Regions from separate parts of the Homo sapiens genome. Here region 2 is linked to region 1. The links are chromatin loops, found by intact Hi-C in ENCODE. Cell type or tissue: heart right ventricle. All regions are shown on one strand.

What was found. Hi-C counts contacts between places; a loop is a spot of excess contacts. Peaks named below come from ENCODE experiments on the same cell type or tissue, not always from the same donor. Only the 100,000 strongest peaks of a DNase experiment are listed, where the experiment ranks them.
Region 2: a loop joins it to region 1, with 2.4 times the contacts of the local background. A loop is called at or near these places in 5 of 110 quality-filtered maps.

What each region holds. Positions count from the first base shown.
Region 1 is chr6:163,486,732-163,494,731 of GRCh38, reverse strand. The region is part of intron 3 of QKI (QKI, KH domain containing RNA binding); the gene reads right to left. Among named protein-coding and RNA genes, the nearest start is that of QKI, 76 kb to the right of the region's middle. In heart right ventricle, no CTCF peak of the experiment used is centred here; a DNase peak (open chromatin) is centred at 3,371; H3K27ac peaks cover 5,777 bases.
Region 2 is chr6:163,434,682-163,442,681 of GRCh38, reverse strand. All of the region lies in intron 1 of QKI (QKI, KH domain containing RNA binding), which reads right to left. Among named protein-coding and RNA genes, the nearest start is that of QKI, 24 kb to the right of the region's middle. In heart right ventricle, no CTCF peak of the experiment used is centred here; a DNase peak (open chromatin) is centred at 3,565; H3K4me3 peaks cover 660 bases; H3K27ac peaks cover 2,056 bases.

The DNA of each region.
Region 1 (8,000 bases):
TTAAACAGCAAAATCATAATAAACAGTCAAAAAACACAAAAACAACAATAACAACAACAACAACAAAAACAAAAAAAAAACCCAAAACGTGACACTAAGCAGACCATGAAAATAACTTTTTTTAACAGTGTATGAACTGAAGTAAAAAGGTGGTGGTGTGTCATCTTGTTCTATCTCAATATCAAAAAAGAGCATTTGGGTGACTCAGATTTTTATTGCCACTGTGTGCGTGTCTGAATGACCGTGAAAGTGTCGCCAGTAATGATTTGAGGGTTACACATAAGTTTCAGCAAGTAGGTGAACTTCCAAATAAAAAATCAACACTGTGTGTACACACAAATGAACAAAACGTTACTACAGTTGTCCCTTAGTATCCCTGTGGGATTGGTCCCAGGACCGCCTCCCTACCAGTGCTCAAGTCACTGATATAGGAAGGTACAGTATTTGCACAGAACTCAGGCTCATCCTCCATATACTTTAATCACTAGATTACTTAAAATACTGAATACAACGCAAAGACTACGTAAATCATTGTACCATATTTTTTATTTGTATTATTTTCTATTGTTGTATTATTATTTTTTATTATTTTTCCTCCCGAATATTTTTTGATCTGTGGTTGGCTGAATTGGAGGATGTGGGGCCTGCAGTATGGAGGGCCAAGGTATACAGCAAATTTAGGTTGAAGGTATACACAAATTCACTTTGTTAGCCTTGTAATTATTCTGCATGTATAATTTTTTATTTTTTCAAAATGAGGATGAAAAGAAAATACAAAGTGGGGGTTTACAGATGGCAGCAATGTTAGGCAATAAACAAGTGAAACAGATAAGCTTTAACCTTGTTAACCAGAAGTATGTTTGTTGTATTTTTGTCTATATTTTTGTCCCTTTAAAAAAGTGATTTTTTAGAAGATTCGTTACATAAGCATTTTCATTTTCTGAGGGAGCTTACAATTTCAAACAGTGAAGTTGAAAGGCAATTTTGAAATGCATTTTCAACCAACCAATTCTACACATTTATCTTTTTTTGTTGTACTTTTAAGTTAGAGAAGGGTCCAAGGTGGTCTCGAACTCCTAAGCTCAAATGATCCTCCCACCTCAGTGGTGGAATCCCACCTATAGTGCTGGAATTACAAGCATGAGCCATGGAGCCCAGTCACATTTATCTTAATGATAAAGTACAGATATTCTTCACAGCATTTTTATAGTAAAAACAATTATTTTAAAACTTCAACAAACAATATACCTCAGTACACATATGTACAATTAAATGCTACTTATAACCATTAAAAAGTATTGTAGGCTGGGCACGGTGGCTCATGCCTGTAATTCCAGCACTTTGGGAGGCCGAGGCGGTGGATCACCTGAGTTCAGGAGTTCAAGAACAGCCTGACCAACATTAAAACCCCGTCACTATTAGAAATACAAAAAATTAGCTGGGAGTGGTGGCATGCGCCTGTAATCCCAGCTATTCAGGAGGCTGAGGCAGGAGAATCGCTTGAACCCAGGAGGTGAAGGTTGCAGTGGGCCAAGATTGCCCAATGCCCTCCAGCCTGAGTGACAAGAGCAAAACTCCATCTCAAAAAAAAAAAAAAAGTATTGTAGATGACTTTTTAGTACGTAATATACTTAAACAAAATATATCAGGTCACAAATACATAGATCTCAAAATATGTATTAACACATAAGTAACGGCGCTAAATGGGGAAGATTAGATTTTTAAAATACCAGAATTATCTAAATTTTTTCTACACTAAACGTGAAAGGCTTTCATAATTAAGAAAAAATTCATTTTTATGTTATAAAAGATGAGGTTCAGTATTTGCTTTCACTTCTTTTGACTCCTTTTAAAGTACTTACTCGTCTTAAATCTTAAACGTTCTAAACAATGTGCTGTTGTAACACTTGATAATATTACACACCCTGAAGCATCCATATAGGCATCCGTTTACTCACTTGTCTATTATTCAATAATCTCACTACTGAGATAACACAAATTATTATTCAAACATTAATCTTATTAGTTACAAAGATAAAATTACTCCAAATTTTCTTCACATTAGATTTTTTAAGAAAATTTTTTTCTATTTGAAGTGACTAGTCCTCTATATTTAGACTACCTTATACTTATTTTAATTCACCAAAAATCTTAAGTTTTTGCAGACCTTTTTAAAAACATTCTTCACTATCTGCTATAATTTCTATTACTGTTTTTAAAAATAGTTAAACGTAACAATTCACAAAATGAAGAATAATTTCAACAATCTGAGATTCACAATTGTTGTTAAACATTAAACACAGCCCCACAAACTATGTCCTATAACAACCTGTGATTTAAAAACACCAAACTAAAAATTATAGGTATTTAAAATCGAGAGTTAACAATTACATGTTTTAAAATCTAAAGAACAACAAAATAATTTAATAGTGGTCTCTCATAACTGAAGAAATAAACAGAAAACTAAAACTAATAGGATAGAATAGGATGGCTCCCTAGGCTTATGAAACGGCCTAATAATTTGTTGTTAATATATTAGACTGAAAAATTATTTCCAACTAAGGTTAACGGGTTTTGAAAAGATCAATTGCTGCAGCATTAATACACATCAGCAACATTCCACTACTCACTCTGTCAACAGAGAGCTGAATCCTCTAAAAAGAAAATGTTACATAAGACACAACTACAAGATGCTCAAATATTCCTTAACGAAATTGACTGCAATCCAATCAAGACTTAATTTTAAAAGGCTCATTAAGAGCATCTAGTGATAAAATGGACTCTCCCTTTTCACTGAGACTCACGTCTCATTTCATTAGACATGGGCAATTAACTCATCCTGGAGTTATATCTATGGCTGAGTAATGAGATGAAGTTTTACAGGTTAAAGTATTACTTTACTAATAAAAACAAAAGTCTATTCTTATTGGGTCCATCTTTTTACCTCTCAAAGGGTGTCTCACAAATTTTAATAAATGTATTTTCAAATAAATTTTTTATTTCAAGTCTTCCCAATCTTTCTTAACAATGGGCAAAAAGCAGTGACTCCACTCTATAAATGTACTGAGATATTATCAACCCGGAAATAAACATTTAATCTTTATTGCACTGTTTTGTACTCTTCTATCTTAAAACAAAGCTAAGCCATTTGAGTCCTTAATGAACATGTAACCAGAAATCAAACTTAAAAATAATCTAGTCAATAATCTAAAATGAATTTTATTTTATAAACACAGAGCAAAAAAATAAAAAATAAAAAAAAATGAGGGAGTGAGAAGAACAAAAGTAGAGGAGGAGGGACACCAGGGAGCTAGTTTACAATCCTGAAACAAACATACCACGTCACAGTTGGCATTTAAACCAGTGCGGCCGGAAGTGCAGCCTACAAGTACAGAAATCAAGCCTGTTCAGAAACTCTTTGAGCATTCTGACAGGATAATTTTATGTCTCTTGATAAAAGACAGTTTTAAATGGGGTTAAATATATGTCTTTTTAAAACTCCACTTCTCTGGTAACTAATTTTATTGTATTTCACCAAAAGATATAATGGATTGAATTTTTTTAGTGGGTCTCTTACCACAGACAGTTTGAAAAGCACTGAAAAGGATAGCGGGTCTTCTTTTCTCTTTAAAAACAAACCAATCTACCACTTTTGAAGTTGAATTCAACACCATATCACATGACATCTTAACAAAAAAGAGAACTAAGGCTACTAGGCAATAAACTTTTAGCTAGGGCAGAACACCTTTAAGACAAGCACTGTCATTAAATATGTCAAAGTCTCTAAAGTTTAAGAGATTATATTTGTTTTGAATTCAAAGTAGATTAAGATCAGAGGACTGAAGTTTCAAAGATTTTATCCTAACACAAGAAAGAACTTTCTAGGCAGAGTTGTGTGAGACTTGATCATTTGTCTTCTGCCTTTAGTCACTTCCCACTTCTGTCCATCTCTTCCACTACTGTCAAGTTACCTTTCCAAAACAATTAATACATCATATAACTTCTCATCTTTAAAAGAGAAGAGTGTCAATGCACTGCTTTCAAAATGAAATAAATTTGGATATAAGGTTCATGGTCCTTTATCCTCAGACCTCAGCCTTATCTCCAATACCAACACTCCACTGTGCCCCATACCTTCCACTGAGACACACCAAGCATCCACATAGCAACATACCCTGGTTGATTCTATTTCTGATGTCTAGAATACCATTTTACTTATTTGCCTGGTAAACTCCTACTTCAATCTTCTCCAGCTTCCTTTAAAAACCTTCAACCTTCAAAGAACACATTACTTCTTGACTTCCTGCACAATGTATATATCATCTCCGCTGCATCAGTTCACTGTCAATATATCAGTCTTCCAGGGGTGAAAGTTCCTTGAGGGTAAAAAATCACAGGCATTCAAAAACATAACTGCTGCCGCAGATTGTATTAAATTAACTATGGTAGAAGGTAATGAAAACTGACTAACAGTCATTTATAGTACTACTTACTGAAATATCATGGAATTAAGTATCACAAATATGGTTTAGACTCGATGACTTAATAAGGTTCCCTCTAAACCAGGTTATACAAGAGTATACATTTCATTGCCACTTTTCTAAAGCAACTCATCTGTTTTCATAGCGAATTCTACTATTCAATTGGATTCATGAAAGTTGATAAGAATACAATTTGTAAGATTAACCCTCTAACAAACAACCTGTAACAGTTCCTACTCCCTAATCATCTCGTCAAATGGTACCAATAAGGGAGGCTGAAGGAAGAGGGGGAGATATATATGGTTTGATGGAGAGGCAGTAATATAAAATGCGAGAAAAAAACCATTTCTCACAGGGTACACCTTTCTCAACTAAGAATTCCACATGAGAATCAAATTTCAATGCCCAGCCCAAGACATAAAAATTATATGTGGTTAACTTCTCTCCTGTGTAACTATAATGGTTCTCTTGATGAGTCATCTTTAATAAAATGAAATAATTCCTATTTTCTGTGGTTCAGATGAGGAACCCTAGCTGAGAAAAGCTTGTTAAGCTTACAGAAAAATCAAAGCATATTTCCACTTAAAAACATTTAAGAAGTAGTTTCTTAAGCCCAGCCAGAAGTTATTACAATTAGTGTGCCTTAAGACATGTTGTAATGGTACCATTTCAAGTAAGTCTAACCATTATTTATAAACTGCTTCAGTCAGAATATTAAAAAACGCACTACAAACAATAGTTGGGAAACTGAAGGTGGTAACAGTGTTCATAACAGTAATGACTTTTACACACAACACACACACACACACACACACACACACACACAGCATAACTTCTTTGAAAGTGCCTTTAACAGATGCTCAATCTCCTGCACAACAGAGCAAAGTTTTGTGAAGCTGGGGGGAAACTGCTACTCTCATACACTGCTGATGGTAACGCAAACCATCACCCTAAGACGGAGGAATTTAGCACTAACTAATAAAACCACACACGATCCTGCTTCTACAATTCTATTCAAACATAAACTAGCAACTTCAAGAAACACTTTTCAACACAGCACTATACCTTTTTGTAACGGCAAAAAAAAAAAAAACGAATAAAGGCTATTCTTTATACACTCCCATTAAATGACCACAATATACTATTAAGTGAAAATAAATAATAAAGGTATTAAAAAGTGCTGAGAGTATAATAATCTATGAAGAGTGAGAAATTATACACAGATACACACACAAAACTGTTACATAACTGTTTATGTTTAAAAAAAAAAAAAAAAAGAAATGGAAGGATAAACCAAAAACTAAAAATAAAAAATCTACCCAAACAGCAAGGGAGGACTAGGTAAATAAATGGGCCTGAGATGAAAGCCATACTTTATAAAAATTCTCTGCTTTGCATATTTTGCTTTGGAACCATGTAAATATTCTAAGGTAGAAAACAGGAAAATATTTTATGCAATTTCCACAACTAGAAAATCAAGTGCAACAAATGAACCTAACCATGGATCTATATACTAGCACAACTGTTACATAGTAAAAATTATTCCAGCTGCTTTAAGAGATGGTAACTTGTATCTAGTGGATATACCCTCAAAATAGTAAGAGCTCAGTGTAAAATTGTCACCAACTGTATCACTGGTAGTAGTGGTTATAGTTATTCTGAGACTGCTTTGTATTCCTTTTTTGAAATAAAGCAAATGAATCATTATTTTGTGTCACTAGGAACCAGAATTTTCAGTGAGAAAATAAGATACAGATAGAAGATTAAATAAAAACATTATAGTCCTAAATTTAATGAGAATGAGCTTGTGAAAATATTCGTGTGTATTTCACAGCTCTGAAAAGCCTACAATAATGAGAATCACTAGAGCCCAGACTATAATCTCTGCACTATTTCTTTCTCTCTCTCTCTCTTTTTTTTTGTCACTTTTTGTTAACAAAGCTTCCCTAAAAAATTGGCTGATTCCAAGTCTGAGGAAGAATTCTCACAAGAGTGCAGACTGTCATATCACACTACACTAGACGGCAAAGTTACTATTCCCATCTACTAGGATTATGTTGAAAAGATTTAGAAGTCAATGTGAAGAAGTCCCTCCAATGGCCAAACAACTTGAGCGCCAGTTAAAAATAATATCTTCAATGAACGGAAACATATAAAACTGTTTAAATGCATTCGTAGTGATACCCAAAGGCGGGGGGCAGGGAAACACTCATTCTTTCAGTCTGGAGGATTCTTGGGAACCAATTCACTATTTAAAAACTAGCAAATAAAGAATTAAACATTTATTCCGCCTTTCTGATAAAAACTGTATCTAGCTAATATGAATGAAGAAACAGAATATAGCTATTCTGCAACTCCCACTGAAAAAAAGGACCTAGAAAACAATCAACAATGATTGCTAAAATCACAGAGAGGAAATGAGACTTTATGTACTACCATCAAAACACTAGTTATGAAATATTCTTTCAAAAAAGAACAGAAATGAGAAAGAGAAGGTGGGAGAGCTGAATTTAACTAAACCTTTGTCATTACCAATTTACAAGAAATATGGGGAACAGAGATAAATGTTAAACACCACCAAGAAAATGCCACCAGCAAAATCCACAGGAATTCAAGACAAATCACCCAGTGAAGCCAAGAAAGAGAAATGGAGGTTTGGGAAGTGGCTTAAGAGATCTATCAATTACAATGTAGATGACCCTCATTTGTATGCTCATTAAAACAAATTATTTTAAAAGCATATTAATGAGACACCAGAGAAACTATTAACACTGACAACATATTTGAGGATAAATAATTTTCTAGATATTAAAACACAAACACGTTATCATTAGAGTTCTATTTTAGAGATAGCTAATAAAATATTTACAGTTGAAATTATATGTCTGAATTTGATTCTAAAATAATCTGGGAGGCAAAAGGTGAAGTGAGGCAATGGGGAATGAGAGAGTTCCCTCTTGAAAGGAGAGAGGCAATGCTGACCCTGGGTGATGGGTAAATTAGAGTTCACTACACTACTTGTCTTTCCATTGCTTAAAATTTTGCATAATGAAAACGTAAAAAAAAAAAACTATATCCATGCTAGAGCTTGTCAGAGAGCTAAGTATTCAACAAGATCGATAAAACAGGCTGTTTGGAACCCTACTTGTACTTGATGTCATGCCACCAATTGCCAAAGCCACTCTGGTGTATCAATCACAAGACTGAATTAATTTCTCTCTTTCAAAGTGTTGACACAGCAGTAACATATTTCATAAGAATAAAATCTTGTAAGTTCCCCCACCCAAAAATTCAAGGAAATTTATTTTTGCATATCACTATGAATGCTGCCTTGAAATGTCCTTTAAGTGTACTTTCCTATCACCTATCACAGTCTTAGGCATAAAGCTCTACTATTCGGTGAACTGACATAGGACAGGATACAGAGTTGCAGGAAAAAAATGTTGATTATAAAGCAGCAAATATAATATGATCCACTTAATATACCATACGTGTACATATGCATAACTGCATGAAGAA
Region 2 (8,000 bases), 52 kb after region 1:
CACAATGTCAAGTCCATTCTCACACTTCATATTCCATCCACTAGCAAATACTGTGTACTCAACTTTCAGACTATATCCCCAATTTCACTTCACCATCACAAGCCCTAACATTACAGCTCTAACCACAATCATTTCCTACCTAATCTTAACCTAACCGGTCTACCTGCTTCCACCACTACCTTGGTCAGTCTATTCTTTATTCTTTGGAGTTAGCCTGCTGAAATCCAAGTGAGATGTCACTCCTCTGTTCAAACTTTTTGGTTTCAGGACTCCACTCTCTAAAAATTAATTGGAGGAGCCCAAAGAGATCCCTGTTCATGAAAGTTATGTCTAATAAAACTTACCACGCTAGAAATTAAAACTAAAAATGTTTAAATTATTTTTTCATTTTAAAATACTAGTAAACTTATTATATATTAACCAAAAATGCACATTTTACAGAAAATAACCTATTTTCCAACTAAACAAATTACTGAAAAGGTCAGTTTTATACTTTTGCAATCTTTTAAATGTCTGTTTTAATAAAGACAGCTAGATTCTCTCTTCTCTTGAATTCAATCTGTTGCAATATCACATAGCACGCAGCCTCTGGAAAACTCCACTGTACATTCGTATGTAAATGGTGGTGAAAATGGCAAATAACATCTTATTATCACAAAGATAGTCTGATTTCACAGATTCCCTAAAAGGATGCCCAGAACCACTGCTCTAATGATTTCCCATCTCAGTTGGTATAAAAGCCCAGGTCCTTACAAAGATAAACAATAGCCTACAGCATCCACACAGGCTCCCCTTGCCCTCACCTTTTTTGCCCTTCTGATCAAATGTCCTTAACCAACCTAACCTCCGTCCCTGGCTACAAGTCCACACAAGGAATTGCTAGCCCTGCCCTCAAGGTTTTGCAGTAACTCTTTCCCTGCCTTGGAAAGCTTTTCCCCAAAGAGCAGTATGGCTCACACTAACACCTCCTTCAGATTTCTGCTCCAGTTTTTCAAGGAGTCCAACCTTGATCTTCCTATTTTTAAACAGCAACTTGCCTCAATCCATAGGAACACTCCAGATCCCCTTTACCCTTCAATTTTATTTCTATAATTCATATTTCCTAATACATTACTGTACTTGTTTATTGATTATTGCCTGTTGACATTAGAATGTTAGCTGAGAGGGCAGATAGCTTTGTTTTTGCCTTTTGCTATATTTGTAACATCTACATCCTTGGAGAAAAAACACCTTTTGAACAAATATTAGGACTATTAGCACAAAAACACGCAAAGCTCCAAAAATATTTCTTGTAACTTCACTCAAGCATCAATATGGCATCTGCTTGACAATTCTAGCTAGCTTACTCCTCTTCCCTTTAAAGTAATATAAATGCACAGTGCTCTTCTGCAAATGGCTTGGTCTCTTTATTCTGGACTTGAGAAGTTTAGAACACTTTGCTAATAACATATGTTCATTACATCAATGCTAAATTCTTCCAGTGTATCTTACATCAGATGAGAAAATAAAATATACAGGCATCTAAATATGTGCTTAGTCTTGGCTTTAAGAAAAAAACCGAGCCAATAAGGAAAAGGCTGCTCCTGCCAGGATTGCACAAAAGGACTGCAATCATCCACTCCTACTGAGCTTTATCATAAACCCTATATTCATAGCCTGCACAGTCCTAATTAACCCTGTACTCAAAGTATATTTAGTAAAAATATATTCAGAACATAATAAAATAAAAGCTTTTTAATTTCCTAAAAGTAAAAACTTTACAAAATTGAACTGACCTGAATAAAGTATAACCTGTTTTAAAAAAAAAAAACTGTCTTACCAATGATACAATATAATGATTTTTTTCGTATATGCATTCAACAACTATGTATTTTACACCTACTCTGTACCAGGCACTGGCCAAGGCCCTAGGAATATAGTCATGTGCAAATACAGACATGGTCCCAGTTCTATAACAAACTAAATGAACAAAAACTATAGTTGAAGCAGAGTAGCAAAATAAGACCTCTTAAAAGAAACCTCTAAACATACTTCATAACACAAAGAATAATTTTACCTTTTATTGAGTTTCTACATCTCATCATATAACTTAAACTAAGGAAGTTATGCCAATATTAAAAGCATTATGTTGGATTCTACAGTCATTCAGTCTATATGGCTAGGAGATACAAATCCAGAATTCAGAGTAATGAAGTCTAATGTCTTTCCACATAAAAAGCCTCCCCAAGAACTCTGTGGTGGAAGTCAGCATTTTATTCCATTATTATCAGGTAGATTCCCTTACAGGTAAGTAATATTTTCACCTTCATTTCATAGTTAGGAAAGAGAGATTTGGGGATTAAGTACTTTCACCAAAGACCACATAAAGATGAAAATCTAGCTGACTCCAAAAGCTGTATTCTTTTACTCATACCATTTGGCCTCTCCAGCACTACTGCTCCATCCCCAAAGTTAAATTTGGTTGCTGCTAGAGTGAGTGATCATGATAGTGGGAAAAGCAGTGATGACAGATGGTAAGAGCTAGATAGAGAAGAAGGAAAAGATGGGGCAGTGAGTAGAAATTAGAACTATGAATAAAGTAAAGAACAAAAAAGTAGAGACATATACAATGAGGGGGGAAAGGAAATGGTATATTCAAATTAAAAGTGGAATGAAAATCAGACAAGACATTCTCATTTAAGCTTTTCACCATCCATATTTACTCATCCATGAGGACTTCTAAGATTATTCTAGGCCAGGCACAGTAGCTCACGTCTGTAATTCCAGCACTTTGGGAGGCCAAGGCAGGCAGATCACTTGAGATCAGGAGTTCGAGATCAGCCTGGTCAACATGGCAAAACTCAATCTTTACTAAAAATACACAAATTAGCTGGGCGTGGTGGCACACACTTGTATTACCTGCTACTCGGGAGGCTGAGACATGAGAATTGCTCACACCCTGGAGATGGAGGTTGCAGTGAGCCAAGCCACTGTACTCCAGCCTGGGCAACAGAGTGAGACTCTGTTTCAAAAAAAAAAAAAAAAAGGATTCAGGACGCGGTGGCTCATGCCTGTAATCTCAACACTTTGGGAGGCCGAGATAAGTGGATCACCTGAGGTCAGCAGTTTGAGAACAGCCTGGCCAACACGGTGAAACCCCATCTCTACTAAGAATACAAAAAAAAAAATTAGCCATGTGTGGTGGCGGGCACCTGTAATCCCAGCTACTCGGGAGACTGAGGCAGGAGAATCACTTGAAACCAGGAGGCGGAGGGTGCATTGAGCCGAGATCGTGCCACTGCAATCCAGCCTGGGCAACAGAGTGAGACTCCGTCCCCCACCCCCCCGAAAAAAAAAAAAAACAAAAAAAAACCACGAAGGATTATTCTAGAGCGAAAATTCTGAGTTTGATAGAATAAATTCTTTCGCTTGAACAACAAATATTTGTAGGTGTCTGTCATGTAATACATGCTCAAGAATCTGCTATTATTAATGCAGTAGTTCCTATCTTTCTGTGGTATCAGACACTGTGCTGGAGACACACTGGTAAGCCATACAGCCCTTGCCCATGAAGACCTGGCAGTGGGCCAAGCTGTGGAGGTGAAAGAAGATGAAACTGATGATCTGGACCCTGTGCAGGCCTAGGTTAATGTGTGTGTTTGTCTTCAACAAAAAGGACTCAGAAGTAAAAATTAAATAGAAAAGTTCGAAAACAGAAAAGAGCTTATAGAATAAGGATATAAAGAAAATATTTCTGTACAGCTGTATAATGTATTTGTATTTTAAACTGTAATTGTAGTCAAAGGTTTAAAAAATTTAGAAGTTTATAAAGTTATAGTATGTTAAGGTTAATTTATTACTTAAGAAAAATATCTTTTATAAATTCAGGGCAGCCTAAGAATACAATGTTTATTAAATCCACAGTAGTATCCTAGGACTTTCACACATTCACTCACCACTCACTCACTGACTCACCGAGAGCAACTTCCAGTCCTGCAAGCCCCATTTATGGTAAGTGCTTTATACAGGTATACCATTTTTTATCTTTTATACCACATTTTTACTGTACCTTTTCTATGTTTAGAATGTTTCTACGTTTACACAAATACCATTGTGTTATAACTGCCTACAGTATTCAGTACAGTAGCATGCTGTACAGGTTTGCAGCCTAGGAACAAAAAAGGCTATACCATACAGCTGAGGTGTGTAGTAGGCTATACCATCTAGATTTATGCAAGTACACCCTATGATGTTCGCAAAAGGAAATAGCATAATGATGCATTTATCAGAATCTATCACTGTCTTTAAGCAATGCATGACTTTATGTGTATGTGTATATATATCTTTCTCTTTAAAATAATAATAGTACTGGTCATCAATGTCATTATAAATGATGACTGTGATGTAAAATTATATTCTGGAAATACTGTGTTCTGATAGATCTGAAAGACAGTATCTACTGATCTGATCATTATTTATCTGAAATATTATCTGAAATCTGAAAATGGTCTTTTCCCAGACTTTGTAGGCATAAAAAATACTTAGAAAAGACACCTAACAAATGCTGTTTGCAAATGACTTCTCACATGTAGATCTACTATACATAGCAAAAGGAAGGTAGAATGTAACAGGTTAATTTTCCCAACTCATTTTTACTAAGTTCCTCCTTAAAATTCAACCACATAATCCAGAAAACCTTAAAAGCTACTCAAACACAAACCTCACAGTACATTTAGCTTATGAAAATGACCGTCAAATACTTTTCCAACACTCTTTTTAAAAGGTCAGAGCTTTTTCTTCCAGGATCTGACCTTTTTTGGCTTAACCACTTTTCCGGAGTTTAAAATTAGTTTAACCACAAATGAATAATTTGAGGGAAACAGAGATGGGAGGGGAGGGCATTTTAGCGTCTAATACATATTGACACAAGTTTGGAAGGTATATTTGCATTACCGTAATGTAAATTTGCATAACTATAACTCAAACCCTAAAATAGTTATCTAAACAAAAACAAAAAACTGAAAAGCATCACACCTGAAACCCTCAATGTGAAACAGTAACATTACTATGGCTAATTTAGTGATGTCACTGTTCAACACATGATTCTAAAATCCATTCACAACCACTCAAAAATCTCAATTACTTCAGGTGTTTTCCAGACTGTGGCATAAACAATCTTGAACTAAATTATGGCTACATTTCGGGTGTGGATTTAAGCACATAACAAGAAAAACTCTTTTTAAAAAGTAAATCACCACCAGTATCTATGGGAACTGAATTTAGTATCATCTCATAAACAAATAATTATATTCAGCTAATTATACTTTGATAATCGATACACTAAATTTATAGCCTGTTACAGAAAAACAGTAAAATTTTAACATAAGTACTATATGTATACATACATCACTTGTATCATTTAAATTATATACATATATAGCTTATGTATATACCTTATTCTAGCTTCGTGTTACACGTTAAATTGCAACAAATTTTAATTTTCATCTGAAAGTAAAAATAAAGCTTTCCTGGATCAGGAGAACTAGAGTTAAAATAATTAAACTACATCATCTCTCTCACAAAGGCTTTACCTCTGAATTCTCAACTTGCCACAGCTTCCTTCAGCCAAATAAAACAAATGACCAAGTATCTATGTCACCGATAAGGGAATTAAAGAGTTGATTTATTTTGAACTCTCCTCTCCATGGAAATTGAGAGATGGCTAAACATTCAAATGTATCTCCAACATTACATGCTCTTCTCCTATGAATGTAATCATTCTCCAAAAAGTCAGGCTCTTAATTTAGATGGAACTACTTTCAATGAAAAATATACAATTTACTGGTTCTTGCTTTAGCAAGAAAAGGAATACTTCTATTTCTTCTTCCCTTTTTTTTTTTTTTTTTTTTTTTTGAGACGGAGTCTCGCTCTGTCGCCCAGGCTTGAAAGCAATGGAGTGATCTTGGCTCACTGCAACCTCGGCCTCCCAGGTTCAAAAGATTCTCCTGCTACAGGCACACACCACCACGCCCAGCTAATTTTTGTAGTTTTAGTAGAGATGGAGTTTCACCATGTTGGCCTGGCTGGTCTTGAACTCCTGGCCTCAAGTGATCAGCCCACCTCGGCCTCCCAAAGTGCTGGGATTACAGGTGTGAGCCACCGCACCTTGCCATTTCTTCCTTTTCATACCTTCAGTCTCATGACCACCTCAGTAAGTTGTTCCCTGAATAGAGAATTTGTAAAACGTTTTTCTTGCTTTCTCCATCAAAATATTAAGCTCTCATACTTGCTTTAAACTTAAACTTCTCCAATTCTATACCTAAAGAGAACAAAGATCTACCACAGCTATACCCTTATTATGTAATGTACCATGCTGCCCAAAACTACAGTCAAAAGAATCAGGGTTGTGTATGGAAGCAAAATCGAATAACCTTCTAGAAGTTAACACTTCTTTACCTTTAAACCCCAGTAGTTTCAATAAGTATAATGAGAAATGTTATTTTTATATTTTACATCAGCATTTCTACATTTTAAACATTTACCTTGCTTGGATGGGTAAATGTTTCCAATAGCCACAAATAATTCTCTGAACTTGGACATTAGCTATCTGTTAACAAGCATGTATACTGCGGGACAGAACAGGCATCTCAAAATACACACTACAATGCACCTAAATTCTGGATTAAACACTTTAAATAGTGTGTACTGAATCAAGGGTTTGGTTATTCCTAAGAAATTACAAACATTAGTCACTTAGAGTAAAAAATGACAAAAACCCAGATTTTCCTGTAATAGAAATTTTCTACCATTCTGTGTTTAAATATTATAATATAAATGGCTTAAATACAATAGAAAATAGTAAAGACTGATCATTTATATGACAAACATTCTGTCAGTAGTGTTAATTATAAGCCCACAATATTCTATATCCTTTAAGATTGCAGTTCCTCATATATACAGCAGAAACATGAAATACACGGCATATGACTAGAAACGTGGCAAATGGATTTCATTAGGCATATCATCTACTAAAATGTTAAAAACCAGCAAAATTTTAAATACTTTATAAAATACAAAAATGCATGTGCTAAAGGCTTTAATGTATAAAACTTAACTTTAAACCATCTCTAACACTTAAATAGAATACTCAAGTGTCATTCATCTGAACTAAGCAGGCCAAGCAAAATACCCTATGATTCCAATGTTCTCCTCAATGTCAAAATGGGTGGATAAATTTAAAGCCTGTTCTCTCAAGAGTTGCTTTATAGGCAATTTTCTCCCAGTATCAAGGTCTGCAATTTCCATTAGGCTGCCAGTTTGCGATTAAATTCATCACCTTTATTATAAAAATGTGCTTTACTCCATGGCCTGCTGCACAAGAACTATAAGGAAAACATTTTTCACTGCTGCCGGCAAAATCATTCTAAGGCAACCACCACATTCACTCCAACATTAGCTTCTTCAACCTGAGGTAGCAGCCTATCCTTCACAGGAAAAACCTGTAACAATTGCGTAACTTACAGAAACTAAATTCTATAGAAATGTCATGCTTTATGTTTTTTGGATAATATGCAACTAATCTATTAACGTCTAGATTCAGTATTATTGTGAATTCACTGTGAGATAAAAAGTCAATATACAGAATATACACAAGTTGCAATTTTTTAAAAAAATCATTTTTAAGTGTTGGATAATTAAGTACCCATCTTTTATTCCATTATTTAAAAGTTAATGGTTTATTTTACAGTTTAATTTACCATCTGTACAAATAATCAAATATATTTTTATATTAAACTTCTACCTGACTTTACCTTTCTTAATAAGTCACAATACTGAGGGGGGAAAAAGTCAGGAAAGAAGTATTTCTCCAATAATAATATTAAAGCTAGTTCCTATGACATATTTAGGAAAATATTACTCATTTGTAAAATTTAATTTTTTTAAAGATTATCTATATAATTAACATTTATCTTATTTATTAATTTTTTTTTTGAGAGTCTCACACTGTTGCCCAGGCTGGA